2 separate regions of the Homo sapiens genome follow, and region 1 is linked to region 2. A link is a contact called in ENCODE Hi-C or POLR2A ChIA-PET data. All regions are on one chromosome and are shown on one strand. The core of a region is the stretch at or near the end of the contact, and the rest is flanking DNA. Distances in the headings are between cores, read along the strand shown.

What was found. Hi-C counts contacts between places; a loop is a spot of excess contacts on that map. ChIA-PET counts read pairs that join two places held with the same protein, here RNA polymerase II (POLR2A). Pooled maps may share reads with other maps.
Region 1: a loop to region 2 is called in a pooled map, with 2.8 times the contacts of the local background. The contact joins the enhancer-like site here to the promoter of SLC35E1 in region 2. A Hi-C loop is called at or near these places in 1 of 37 single-sample maps with no recorded cell type and 4 of 50 pooled maps. POLR2A ChIA-PET finds 5 or more read pairs at or near these places in 4 of 52 experiments (CD4-positive, alpha-beta memory T cell, IMR-90, activated B cell and 1 more).

What each region holds. Positions count from the first base shown.
Region 1 is chr19:16,242,971-16,249,771 of GRCh38, reverse strand. AP1M1 (adaptor related protein complex 1 subunit mu 1) reads right to left here. Exons shown (of 12, transcript NM_032493.4): 12 at 3,866-6,801. Among named protein-coding and RNA genes, the nearest start is that of AP1M1, 48 kb to the right of the region's middle. Within about 2 kb of position 2,016, at least 2 of the 41 ENCODE cell types and tissues checked have a DNase peak (open chromatin) inside an H3K27ac peak, as active enhancers do.
Region 2 is chr19:16,569,963-16,577,669 of GRCh38, reverse strand. It overlaps SLC35E1 (solute carrier family 35 member E1), which reads left to right and starts at 5,255. Exons shown (of 6, transcript NM_024881.5): 1 at 5,255-5,726; 2 at 6,088-6,158. The coding sequence starts at 5,306. LOC105372295 (a long non-coding RNA gene) reads right to left here and starts at 5,120. Exons shown (of 3, transcript XR_936360.3): 1 at 4,862-5,120. MED26 (mediator complex subunit 26) reads left to right here. Exons shown (of 3, transcript NM_004831.5): 3 at 1-2,751. The coding sequence ends at 1,643. RefSeq lists enhancers at 4,949-5,038, 4,346-5,220, 7,630-7,707 and silencers at 5,139-5,358, 5,489-5,598, 5,759-5,888.

The sequences.
Region 1 (6,801 bases), core at 767-3,266, 320 kb after region 2:
GCAGGAGAATCGCTTGAACCCGGGAGGCAGAGGTTGCAGTGAGCTGAGATCGTGCCACTGCTCTCCAGCCTGGGCGACAGAGCGAGACTCCGTCTCAAAAAACAAACAAACAAACAAATAAATCCCCACAATGCTGAGTGAGAGAAGCCAGACACAAAAGGCCACGTAGTGTGAGATTCCATTGATATGAAATGCCTAGAACAGGCAAATCCATAGAGACATAAGGTAGATTGGTGTTACCTGGGGCTGGGGAAGAGGAATGAGGAGTGATTGCTGATGGGGACGGGGTTTCCTTTTGGGGTGATGGAAATGTTCTGGAATCAGACAGAGGTTGCACGACATTGCAAATGTCCTAAATGCCACTGAATTGTTCACTTTCAAATGGTTAACTGTAGCCGGGCACGGTGGCTCACACCTGTAAGCCCAGCACTTTGGGAGGCCGAGGCGGGAGGATCGCTTGAACCCAAGAGTTCAAGACCAGCCCTGGCAACCTAGTGACACCCTGTCTCTACCCAAAACTACAAAAATTAGCCAGGCATGGTGGCATGCGCCTGTTGTCCCAGCTACTCAGAGGTGGGAGGATCGCTTGAGCCCAGGAGGCCGAGGCTGCAGTGAGCTGTGATCGCACCACTGCACTCCAGCCTGGGTGACACAGTGAGACCCTGTCTCAAATAAAAAATAAAATAAAATAAAATGGTTAACCATGTGTTATGTGAATTTCACCTCAATTTCAATAAACAACAGCGCACTGGCCATATCAGGGTCTTTGTGTCATGTAAAAGAACCTCAGTGCTTAGAAAGAGCATCTGAGCAGTTCTTAATTGGTTGACAAGTGATCTTTTTCTTCTTTTAGAGACTCTTCTAACAAAATGGCATGAAGAGGCCCCCAGTGGACAGAGAAACAGGCCCAGAGAGGGCAAGGAGCCTGTTCAAGGTCACACAGCACGGGGAGCCAGGTTTGTGGGGCACAGCTTTGAACACGGGGCTTCCCTACCCACTCCAGGGGCAGGCCACTGGGCGTTTCCTCTTGTGGGGGGTAGTCTGAGTTTGTAGCCCCTGGATGAAGCTGGGTGGGCTCAGACTCAGTTCTCCATCTATTGAATAGGGAACTGGTGGGAAGTGGGTGAGGGGCACCCGCCTGCTGTCGTCCACACTGAGTCCCCAAGCCCCAGCACAGATGGCAGCTGGGGAGGATTCGTTGGGCAGCAATGGTGTGGCAGGACCTGCCGGGTTCTGGTGTACAGAGTCCAGCTCCAGCCTGTCTCTGAGCCTCAGTTTCCCCATGTGTGCAATGGGAGCTGCTGAACCCAGGCAGGGATTGGGCTGCCTGTGTGAGCTGAGGCTCCTCATGGACAGCAGGGTCAGTCTGAGCCTGGCTGCCCTGACTTGGTCCTCCCAGCCAGGCCAGGGACCCCAGCGTCCCCACCCACCCTCCATCTGTAGCTTCCCTGTCAATGTCCTGTGAGGAGGGGGAAGGAGTGTTTGACATTTCTGTGGCTTTTTTTTTTTGAGATAGAGTCTCACTCTGTTGCCCAGGCTGGAGTGCAGTGGCATGGTCTCGGCTCACTGTAACCTCTGCCTCCTGGGTTCAAGCGATTCTCCTGTCTCAGCTTCCTGAGTAGCTGGGATTACAGGCACCCACCACCATGCCCAGCTTTTTTTTTTTTTTTTTTTTTGACATTTTTAGTAAAGACAGGGTTTCACCATGTTGGCCAGGCTGGTCTTGAACTCCTGACCTCAAGTGATAAAGTGCTGGGATTACAGGCATGAGCCACCGCGCCCGTCCCCTGTGGCCTTTCTGAGCCTCAGTTTCCTCATCTTCACCATCAGGCTGCAGGGAGGACCCTCAGGAAGGATAGCAGTGGTGTTGGGGTCGCTGTGTTCAGAGAGGGCTGGAGTCTCCCTCTTCCCAGGCCTGTCCCGCACACCTCTCTCTGTGGCCTGGCCGGGTGGGTCTCCAAGCCGTGGTTTCTGACCCGTGGATGCCCCCTGGTGGTCACGGCTGGCAGAGCCTTGCATCCCCAGATCCCAGTCCCAGAGCAGTACTGCTCTGGACCCTAGAGACACAGCAGTGACAAATCAGATGGGGCGGGGGTGTCCTTGTGGAACTTCTAGGCAGACCAGGGGTGTGCCAGCAAAAGTGGAACAAATCACAGCTGCATGTTTCGACAAGCTGGAGTGGCTGGAGGGGAGGGGACACTTGAGTTGAGCAATGAATTTCAAGGAGGCAGCGGAGGCAAGGGTGCACCAGACAGAAGGCACTGGCAACTGCAAAGGTTCTGAGGTGAGAACAAGCTTGGGGCAAAGAGGCGCGAGTGGCAGGTGAAGAGGGAGGAAAGGCGAGAGTGGAAGCCAGAGGAGGACCAGCTGGACCCGGAGGACAAGGGAGCGGGGACTTTACTCTGAGGGCACTGGAGAGCCATGGGAGGATTTTGAGCAGGGGAGGGGAATGACCTGAATTACAATCTTTATTAAAAGATGGTCTTAGGCCATCACAGACATGCTGATGATGGCTCTATCTTTTATTATTTGGCCATAAATAATACATCATTTTGTTTCATGTAATTTTAAACTTTGCACACATAATGGGGACAACGTCCTTCAGCAAGTCACTCTTTTCCTTAGCATCATTTATTATTATTATTATTTTATCGTGTCTTGGCCTTTTGGCTAAGATCAAGTGTAGTTTTTTTTTTTTGAGACAGAGTCACTCTGTTGCCCAGGCTGGAGTGCAGTGGCGTGATCTCGGCTCACTGCAACCTCCGCCTCCCAGGTTCAAGCGATTCTCCTGCCTTAGCCTCCCGAGTAGCTGGGATTACACGTGCCTGCCACCATGCCCAACTAATTTTTTGTATTTTTAGTAGAGACGGGGTTTCATCATGTTGGCCACGCTGGTCTCAAACTCCTGACCTCAGGTGATCCAGCTGCCTCAGCCTCCCAAAGTGTTGGGATTACCGGCGTGAGCCACCTACACCCAGCCCCTAGCATTGTTCATACTGTTCTAGCTATTGTTTTTTTTTTTTGATAGGGTTTTATTCTAAATATTCTTTTATTTGGGGGTCCACTAGCCTGTATCGTGTTTTGTGAATTAGAAAAAGAAACCCCTTTCTCGCTATGTGGCTGGAACTCTAGGCCAGGGATCACAGCTTGGTGAGCAGAAGCTCTCTACCCTTGGGAAGTGAATACCTCACACAACCCTAGACATGTGTCCTGTTCTAATCGTTTTAATGTCTTTAAATCTATAGTAATGTCTCCCCCAACCCAATTCCAGTAACAGCTATGTGTGCTTTCTTTTCATGTTGATCAATTTCCCTAGCGGTTTTTCAATTTCATTCATTTTTTTTTAAATAAACTCACTTTGTTGATTTTCTTTATTGAGTGTTTCTTTTCCATTTTCTTTGTATCTACTCCCTATTATTTCCTTCTTTCTGTGCTCTTACATTTATTTTGTTGTTCTTTTTCTAACTTCTTGAGATGGAGGCTTAGATCATTATTTTAGCCTTTATATATGTATATATGTGTACACATTTAATATCTACTCATATATATTTCTTTCTTTTTGAGATGGAGTTTTGCTCTTGTTGCCCAGGCTAGAGTGAAATGGTGAGATCTTGGTTCACTGAAACCTCCGCCTCCCAGGTTCGAGTGATTCTCCTGCCTCAGCCTCCCGAGTAGCTGGGATTACAGGCACATGCCGCTGTGCCCGGCTAATTTTTGTATTTTTAGTAGAGATGGGGTTTCACGATGCTGACTTCAGGTGATCCACCTGGGCTGGCCTCCCAAAGCGCTGGGATTACAGGCTTGAGCCACCTCGCCCAGCCTAGAATTGTAACTCTCAAACATTCAAAGGAAAACAATGACTTTATTTTTATTTTTTAAATTATTTATTTATTTTAGCCCCCTGCCTTTTTAAATATAAGCTCTCATCATTCAAGCAATGACTTTTTTTAAAAGCCACAAACAATCTGTAATAAATCCAGAGAGGACATAAAAGAGAACATAGAAAGGACAAAAATAGAAAACAAAGTAAGACGGTAGATTTAAATTTATACTTAAATGTAATATCAGTTATTACATTAAATGTAAAGGGACTTAATGCTCCAGCTAAAAGTCATTTTGTCAAACTGAATTTTAAAAATTCCAACTCTACGCTATTTTCCCCCCCAAATGCTGTCACACTCCTAGGAACAGAGAGGTCATTCTGGGTGGAATTCTGGTCTCCCCGCACTTTGGGAGGCCGAGGCAGGTGGATCACTTGAGGCCAGGAGTTCTAGACCAGCTTGGCCAATATGGTGAAACCACAACTCTATAAAATTACATAAATTAGCTGGGTGTGGTGGCGTGCACCTGTAATCCTGGCTACTCAGGAGGCTGAGGCAGGAGAATTGCTTGAACCCAGGAGGTGGAGGTTGCAGTGAGCTGAGATCACGCCACTGCACTCCAGCCTGGGCGACAGAGTGAGACTCTGTCTCAAAAAAACAAAACAAAGAAGAAAAGCAAAGTTACAGTGCTAAAATAATAAAAATGTTTTAGCTCCCTTAGATAGTAAAATGCATACTTATCAAAATGCAGATTTGGCTGGGCGCAGTGGCTCATGCCTGTAATCCCAGCACTTTGGGAGGCCGAGGCGGGCGGATCACCTGAGGTCGGGAGTTTGAGACCAGCCTGACCAACATGGAGAAACCCCGCCTCTACCAAAAATACAAAGTTAGGCAGGCCTGGTGGCGCATCGTGTAATCCCAGCTACTCAGGAGGCTGAGGCAGGAGAATAGCTTGAACCCGGGATGCAGAGGTTGCAGTGAGCAAAGACCGCGCCATTGCACTCCAGCCTGGGCAACAAGAGCGAAACTCCGTCTCAACAACAACAACAACAACAACAACAACAACAAACAACAAATTTTATCCATGTTATTTATTTATTTATTTATTTATTTTGAGACGGAGTCTCGCTCTGTCGCCCAGGCCGGACTGCGGACTGCAGTGGCGCAATCTCGGCTCACTGCAAGCTCCGCTTCCCGGGTTCACGCCATTCTCCTGCCTCAGCCTCCGGAGTAGCTGGGACTACAGGCGCCCGCCACCGCGCCCGGCTAATTTTTTGTATTTTTAGTAGAGACGGGGTTTCACCGTGTTAGCCAGGATGGTCTCGATCTCCTGACCTCGTGATCCGCCCGCCTCGGCCTCCCAAAGTGTATCCATGTTATTTATTCTCCTCCCAGACAGTCATTAACTTGGAACATTTTAACTCAGTTTACTCCCTGCAGACTTTTTTTCCTGTTGTATAATTCTATCACTTAAAAAAACTCCAGAAACTGTTTATGCAATCTTTGTCTAGATTTTCTCATGTATTTTCTACTTCTTTGCTTTTATTTCTTCTTGCATCATGCCCTTCCGTCTGAGATCACTTTCCTTGTGCCTGATGTGAGTACACTGTTTACAATTTTCTTTAGTGTTAGCCTGCTGCTGGCAAACTCTTTCGTTATTTGTCTGCAAAATGTTTTTACTGTAACCTCATTCTTGAAATACTTTTGCTGGGTCTCTGATTTGGGTTAGTGGTTTTCTTTTAGCATGTTGAAAATGTCACCCAACTGTTTTCTGGGTTCCTTTGAAAAGCCAGCTGTCTGTCTGTCTGGTTGTCATGTCTGAAGGTGATGTGTCTTTACCTCTGGCTGCTTTAAGTATCTTTTGCCTTTTTCCCCTTTGTGAATGTTTTTGCTGAAGTGTAACATATACACAAAAGAGTGTGCAAATCATCAATGCTTGATGGATTCTCGAGAGCACACCCATGTCACCTGCATCCAGATTGAAAAATATTCTCTAATTATTTATTTGGAGACAGACTCTCGTTTCGTTGCCCAGGCTGGAGTGCAGTGGCACAATCTCAGCTCACTGCAACCTCTGCCTCCAGGGTTCAAGCCATTCTTGGGCCTCAGCCTCCTGAGTAGCTGGGATTTACAGGCGTGTGCCACTACACCTGGTTAATTTTTGTATTTTTAGTAGAGATGGATTTTCGCCATGTTGGCCAGGCTGGTCTCGAACTCCTGAGCTCAAGTGATTCACCTGCTTCAGCCTCCTAAAGTGCTGGGATTATAGACATGAGCCACTGCACCTGGCCATTCTCTAATATTTTCTAACTTCCATTATATTTTCTTCTTTGACACATGGTGATTGAAAAATGTGCTTTAAAATCTCTCATATTGGCTGGGCATGGTGACTCACACCTGTAATTCCAGCACTGTGGAGGCTGAGGCAGGTGGATCACTTGAGCCCAAGTGCAAGACCAGCCTGGGCAACATGGCAAAACTCCATCTCTACTAAAAATACAAAAAAAAAAAAAAAATAGCTGAGCTTGGTGGTGCTCACCTGTAATCCCAGCTACTTGTGAGACTGAGATGGGAGGACTATTTCAGCCTAGGAGGCCAAGGTTGCAGTGAGCTGACATCGTGCCACTGACTGCACTCCAGCCTGGGCAACAGAGACCCTTTCTCAAAACAAAAACAAAAACAAAAACAAAAACAAAAACAAAAAAAACCTCTCATATTTGGAAATATTTTAAAGTAATTTATTTCTTGTTGAATTCTAACTAATTTCTCTTGAAAATTCCTCAGAGAGTGGGAACTCTAATAATAATTCTTGGAGTTGTGTGGAAACTTCTCGGGGATCTAATACATTTTTTCTTTTGCTTTCTTGCTTTAAAGTCTATTCTGGCCGTGTGTGGTGGCTCACACCTGCCACTAGCACTTTGGGAGGCCAGTGGGGGTGGATCACCTGAGGTCAGGGTTCAAGACCAGCCTGGCCAACATG
Region 2 (7,707 bases), core at 4,006-6,505:
GGAAGCTCATCAACGACGTCCGCAAGAAAACCAAGAACGAGGAGCTCGCCAAGCGGGCCAAGAAGCTGCTGCGGAGCTGGCAGAAGCTCATCGAGCCGGCACACCAGCATGAGGCGGCGCTGCGGGGGCTGGCGGGGGCCACCGGCTCTGCCAACGGGGGCGCACACAACTGCCGGCCGGAGGTGGGGGCGGCTGGCCCACCCAGGAGCATCCATGACCTGAAGAGCCGCAATGACCTCCAGAGGCTGCCCGGGCAGCGGCTGGACAGGCTGGGCAGCCGCAAGCGCCGGGGTGACCAGCGTGACCTCGGCCACCCAGGGCCGCCACCCAAGGTCTCCAAAGCTAGCCACGACCCCCTGGTCCCCAACTCATCCCCCCTCCCCACCAACGGGATCAGTGGGAGTCCAGAGAGCTTCGCCAGCTCCCTGGATGGCAGTGGGCATGCAGGCCCAGAGGGCAGCCGCCTGGAGCGTGACGAGAATGACAAGCACAGTGGCAAGATCCCCGTCAACGCCGTGCGACCGCACACCAGCTCCCCGGGCCTGGGCAAGCCCCCTGGACCCTGCTTGCAGCCAAAGGCTTCGGTGCTGCAGCAGCTGGACAGGGTGGACGAGACTCCGGGGCCTCCCCATCCCAAGGGACCCCCTCGCTGCTCTTTCAGTCCTCGGAACTCACGGCATGAGGGCTCCTTTGCCCGGCAGCAGAGCTTGTATGCACCCAAGGGCTCCGTGCCCAGCCCCTCACCGCGGCCCCAGGCACTCGATGCCACACAGGTGCCGTCACCGCTTCCACTGGCACAGCCGTCCACACCCCCCGTACGGCGGCTCGAGCTGCTGCCCAGTGCGGAAAGCCCAGTGTGCTGGCTTGAGCAGCCTGAGAGCCACCAGCGGCTGGCGGGGCCGGGCTGCAAGGCAGGGCTGTCCCCAGCCGAGCCCCTCCTGTCCCGGGCAGGCTTTTCCCCAGACTCCTCCAAGGCGGACAGTGATGCTGCCTCCTCAGGGGGCTCGGACAGTAAAAAGAAGAAGAGGTACCGACCTCGAGACTATACGGTTAACTTGGACGGGCAGGTGGCTGAGGCGGGCGTCAAGCCTGTCCGGTTAAAAGAGCGGAAGCTCACCTTTGACCCCATGACGAGACAGATCAAACCTCTGACCCAGAAAGAGCCAGTGCGGGCAGACAGCCCTGTGCACATGGAGCAGCAGTCCAGGACAGAGCTGGACAAGCAGGAGGCCAAGGCCAGCCTCCAGAGCCCCTTCGAACAGACGAACTGGAAGGAGCTGTCACGCAACGAGATCATCCAGTCCTACCTGAGCCGGCAGAGCAGCCTGCTCTCATCATCGGGCGCGCAGACCCCAGGGGCTCACCACTTCATGTCTGAGTACCTGAAGCAGGAGGAGAGCACCCGGCAAGGGGCCAGGCAGCTGCATGTGCTGGTGCCTCAAAGCCCGCCCACGGACCTCCCTGGTCTGACCCGGGAGGTCACACAGGACGATCTCGACAGAATCCAGGCCAGCCAGTGGCCGGGGGTGAACGGGTGTCAGGACACACAGGGTAACTGGTATGACTGGACGCAGTGCATATCGCTCGATCCGCACGGCGACGACGGGCGCTTGAACATTCTGCCTTATGTCTGCTTGGACTGACCGGCCTGTCAGCCACAAAGTGCATTCCCATCTTGCAGAAGCCGGGTGGGCGGGCAGGCAGGTGGGCAGGTGGCCGGGGCCCAGCTGCCTCCTGCGCTGGGAACTCGGGGAGTCCGGCCCAGGCGGGAGGGAGGGGGCGGGAGTCACGCGGTCTCTCTGCGCTCTTCCCTCAAAACTCTTTTTGTGAAATGCTGCTACCAGTTTACTAACAAAATTGCGAAGAAGGACCGCGTGGAAGGAAGGACGGCAAAGTGAGTTCAGAACTCTATAGCAAACCAGCTATAAAAAGCGTTAGTCCCTCACCCCCAAAGAGGTGCGGACACTTTCCAGCACCTGAAAGCTGGGGCCTCAGTTGCAGGCAGGCACAGAAAACCTGTGGGAGAGGTCACCTTTAACACAGCAACAGAAGCACGCATCTCATCTCTCTTGCATTTTCTGTTCTTTAATTTGGCCCTGAGTGTCTTGAGACAGTGGGCCATGCCACTGCCTCTGTTTGCTCCCTACCCAGCCACTGTCAGGCCAGTGTTGTCTGTCATGTGCCAGAAGCTTCTCAGCTGTGGTGAGCCACTGGCATTGGGCAGGCGGGCCAGCTGGCCAGCCAGTGTGACCCACACTCCATGGGCAGCCACCTGTTTATATCTGGTTTCAGTTATAACCCAGTTTTTAAAGAAATGCTGCAAAAATTTAAGTTTTCTCATGTTTATTTTAAACAATTCCTCTTCCATCAGACCACCAGACAAAAAAACCTTTCCTTTCTTCCTCCCTTTTCTTTTTTCCCTTCCTGTACACATCTAGAAAACTTCACCTTTCTAGAGTCCCCCCAAAACAACACAAAAGTTATTGTGGGTGCTACTGGTTTTATGCTGTACTGTGGGGCGAGGGGGAAGACCTGTCTGTACGCTGGAAACACTCATAACCATTCCTTTAGATTCGTTTGCCTTATGGTTATTTGTCATAAACGCGATTTGCAAAAACAAGGAGCCTTAGTGAATGTACAGTACCTAGACTTCTGTGTTCTCAGGACGCAGAAGGGAGCAACTTTGCTATTTGGTCCAGTAAGTGGACACCTTGTGATATAAATGTGGAAATAAAAAAAAAAAAAAAACCATTTGCACAAACCAGTCTGAGAATCTTTTCTCATTTGGACCTTCACAACCAAATCAGCCCTTTCCTGGATTGTGGATTATTAGCCAGGAACACCCAGACCCCAACAGCTGCAATGCAGGGAGACAGGGCAGGGCACAGCCTTGCAGTCCACCTGTTAGCCTGCTGCTGCATTTGGGAGGACCTCCACATTTTATTCATTCAGGGCCACATTAAGGAATGTTTTCTTGTCTCACCCAGACTTTACCTGGCCTAGAGAGCAGCCCTCTGTAGGAGGCTCCCATAGCACAGGTCTCAGTGACTACCCCCACCTCAACAAAATACCTAGTTCTTACAAGGTATGGCCCAGAGGCTCAGAGCTGTGTGTGTGTGTCTGAAAGGCCACCCCATGGCCCTGGCCCCCAGCTGCCTTATTAGCTGGTTGGTGCTGACTCCAAAAAAATTTTTCTCCCTTGACTATAAAGTGCTCATCTTTTAGTTCCCCCTCGTCCCTGAAACTGTAGGCTAAGACTTTGGTTTTCCAGTTTTTCACTTTGGAATAGGTCATCTTACCCATATCTGCTTAATTTCACAAATGAAGAAACAGCTACACCTTAAGACATGCAGTCTCACAGGGCAAACCAAAGGTTCCTTCCAGCCTGTAAGACTACAGTCAGTCCAGAGCCAGTTTGAGAGCTAGCAGGGATTCCTGGCAAAAGCTTGGTGCAGAACACACTCCCCTCCCCAACAAAAGGCCATGGGCAAAGTGGCTTTGAAGGCAGGATGAGGTTGAACCCAGGCCTACCACCCACCAGCTGTGTGGCTCTGAGCTCATCTCTTCACTCCTGTGCACATGTCCCCATTTGGGGGGTGAGAATACCCCAGAGTTGTGAGAACTAAAACACAAAGCATGTCAGTGTGTCAGTGGAAGTATCTGACACTCAGCTGTGCTGTAGGGTGCCTATAGTTATACTTTCCTAATTTCACTGTGCCTATGTTTAACAGCTCTGCTGAGACATGGTGTCCCAAGGATGTGACTTTACTCTGATCCACAGAGGGTACAGCTGGAGGATATTAGGGTGCAGAGCTTGGCCTCCTATCAGCATCTCTAGAGTTTTGGGATAGGTTGCAGCTCCCCACTACCCCTGCCTGCAGGGACTACCATGCCTGTGTCCATGTATCCAGAAGGGCCTAGGGCCTTTGAGAATGCAAGGATAAGCTAAGATACCTTCCAACATTTGGGGAGCCAAGTTGGGTTGCTGCTTTCTACTTTTCTTTGAGACTGGGTCTCGCTCTGTCACCCAGGCTGCAGTGCAGTGGCGCCATCATAGCTCACTGGAACCTTGACCTGGGCTCAAGCCGATCCACCCACCTCAGTCTCCCTAGTAGTGGGTACCACAGGCGTGCGCCACCACGCCTGGCTAATTTTTGTATTTTTTGCAAAGATGAGGTTCTGCCATGTTATCGATGCCACGATCTCCAACTCCTGAGCTCAAGCAATCCGCCCACCTTGGCCTCCCAAAGTGCTGGGATTCCAAGCTTGACTCACTGCACCCAGCCGGTTGCTGCTTCTAATTTGACAAGTAAAAACACTGTAACGGAATTTTAACACCCTTTCCCCGAAAAAGTTGGAGGCACACGATGTGGAGAACAAATTATAGCCCTTGAATTAGTATAAGATCATCTTACTGAAAACCTCGTCCTGTTTTCCTCCACTGGGGCCTCCTGGGGCTGGTCCATCCCGGCTGGTCCTTGGACATCAGCCGTCAGGGCCCGGCACCTCCCCCTTCTGCAGAGCCTTGGAGACAGGTGTCCAAGGACGCTACCATGACCACGGTCCCCAGTGTGGCCAGGAAGCCTAAGACAAGTCGCTTCCCCATTCTGGACTTCGGTCTGTGAAATGCGGACAGTGATACCTACCGCACCGCGTTCCTAGGATTCAGTGGGATGATACCAGGGCCACGCCCGAGAACTGCGCACGTCGCGGTGGTTTCCAGAACATGATTCCAGGGATCGGGTGCTCCGGGATAGTCCCACTGCCAGAGTTTGGCCACGAGCGTGCGCCCCCAGTTTGCAGAGCGAGTTTAGCCCAAGAGCTTTTCACAAATGGTTTCTTTCCCTAAAAGGCCTTTTACCTTTGGTGTCAGCCGCCGCCAGCCATCAGGAATCAGGAATCTAGTTAGCGGTTGCCCTTGTATCCCTGGTCGAGGCCCTGATGTTTGGCCCACGCACAGACGCCGACGCTGCGAAGCCCTCCGCGCTTCTGTTCGCCCGTCCCGTTCGAGCTCCGGCTCCCGGTCACTGGGACCGCCCACGTCTCAGGTGGCACAGCTTGGACGCAGGTCTGTGTCCCCTTCTTCCGCTTCCGGCCTCGGCTCCGCCGGAAGCGCATCTACAGTGGACTGGGCCTGCACTCGAGACGTGGTGGCTGGCGCGTCGGCCGGCGCGGAGGGATGACGCGAGGAGGCAGCGACCAATGGGAAACGGCGTAGACCGGGGCGCCTGCCCCCCCGCCCAGCCCCGCCCCCGCCCGGCGTCGGGCCGTCGGACGGGCTGGAAGGGGCGGCCGCTCGGGCAGGATGGCGGCGGCCGCGGTGGGCGCGGGCCACGGCGCGGGGGGCCCGGGCGCAGCGAGCAGCAGTGGTGGGGCGCGCGAGGGCGCGCGGGTGGCGGCGCTGTGCCTGCTGTGGTACGCGCTGAGCGCGGGCGGCAACGTGGTCAACAAGGTGATCCTGAGCGCCTTCCCGTTCCCGGTGACCGTGTCGCTGTGCCACATCCTGGCTCTGTGCGCTGGGCTCCCGCCGCTGCTGCGCGCCTGGCGCGTGCCCCCCGCGCCGCCCGTCTCGGGCCCCGGACCCAGTCCGCATCCGTCGTCCGGCCCGCTGCTGCCGCCGCGCTTCTACCCGCGCTACGTGCTACCGCTCGCCTTCGGCAAGTACTTCGCGTCCGTGTCAGCGCACGTCAGCATCTGGAAGGTGCCCGTGTCCTATGCACACACCGGTAGGTTCCGCGCCCGGCCTCGGGGGCGGCGGCCGGGCCCGCCGCTTCGGGTTTGGGCGCATGGATAGGAGTGCGCCGCCCGGGGCGCGTCCCGCCGGACTGAGAAGTCAGCAGAGGGGCTGCCAAGGGTTTGGTAGGGGAGGGACACGCACGGGGTTCTCAGGGAGAAGAGGAGCTGAGAAGAGAGCTGAGAGGTAAGCAGGACAGACCACAACAGCCGTGGCAGGAGGAAGCCCTACCGAAAGAGAAGGGGCGAAGAGGTGTGAGGGGCTGCCAGGCCCTCCCATCCCGCCGTGGAGGTGGAACAGGTTGGGCCCTGAAATTCAGGCAGCCCCCTGAGTGCCCATCCCTCTCTTTGCAGTCAAGGCCACCATGCCCATCTGGGTGGTCCTCCTGTCCCGGATCATTATGAAGGAGAAGCAGAGCACCAAGGTAACCCCGGGCAGGGACTCTGGGCAGATGGGAGCTCCAGGGGGTTCCTCCCTGTTGCCAACTGGTGACGTGGTCAGGATCCTGGTCTGCAGGCTGCCTGGCTTCCCGTCAAATAGGGAAGTCAGTGTAGAGGTCTCCAGTGGCCTTTTACTACTCAAGTTCTAGAATCACCCTGTGAGCAGTGGTGTGTGGAGTATGTGTCCCTCTGTGATCTCTGCTGTGTGGTCTTAGGAACACTGTTGTCCCTTTCAGATCCAATTTTCCTCCCCGTTTTGATTCCCTACCTGGGTTTGCTGGTAGGTGATGGGTTGGTCACATCTTGGCCATACACCCCATGTGTGGCCTTTCCAGTGGGACTAGGGATGGATGGATCAGAACGCTGTCGGTTAGGTGTTCACTTTTTTTTTTTTTTTTTTGAGACGGAGTTTTACTCTTGCCCAGCCTGAAGTCCAGTGACACAATCTCAGCTCACTGCAACCTCCGCCTCCCAGGTTCAAGCAGTTCTCCTGCCTCAGCCTCTCAAGTAGTTGGGACTACAGACGTGCACTACCACACCTGGCTAATTTTTTTGTATTTTTAATAGAGACAGGGTTTCACCATGTTGCCAGGCTGGTCTCAAACTCCTGACCTCAAGTGATCCGTCCGCCTCAGCCTCCCAAAGTGCTGGTATTACAGGCGTCAGCCACTGCACTTGGCTAGGTTTTCACTTCTTGACAAGAGATTTCTGTCAGGGGACCTCTGGGATCAGAAGCCAGACGCGATCCAAGGAGTTCGATCTTGGCAAAATCCAGCAAAGTCTTAGAAATTAAAACAGCCAGAAGTTGTGATGGTCTGGGAACGGAAGCGAAAGTGGCACACAGGACTCAGGGCTGCATAAGGAGGATGCTTTGGGCACAGTCCAAATTCTGTTCAAGATGCCAAGCCAGGGTATTTCCTGGCTTGGGGCAAGAATAGCCATGGCTTTAGCCGGAGACAGCTTTATCCCGTATTCTTAAGTGGAAGTTGGGCGCTTGTTGTCTCAGCCGGAATCCATTTCATGCTGATGCTGGACACCGTGCCTCTTTTCCAAGTGGTTGGTTTCTGGCATGTTGTATTTTATGTAACTCAGAGAGGTAGTGCCCTGGATCGGCTTATAGAAATTGGGCCACCTATGGCTGATTTTTTTTTATTCCTGCCTGTCTTTGTCTCAGCAAGACCTGTGTGTGCTCTGTAGCCCTGCTCCCCCAGGGTGATGTCAGGCTGTGACTTGGCTCCTGAGAAGTCAGAGTTGTCCCTGAGGTGTGTAGCTGCATCACCGGATATCATCGTGTGTATCAGGTTTCCCCGTTGTACGGGACATTGTACCCAGCTTGGGCAAGGAGCCGGAACTTCACACAGTGAGGAAAGACTGGGAATTGGCCCGGTTAGGCAGCCAGACTAATTATAATGACATCATAACTTCTAGGAACCTGCCCTGCAAGGCAGATAAGGCCAGTAGTCATCATTCCTGATCTCAGGTTTTCCTGAGATGGACTGAGAGGGGAGAATCATGTGCCTGAGGGCCACAGCC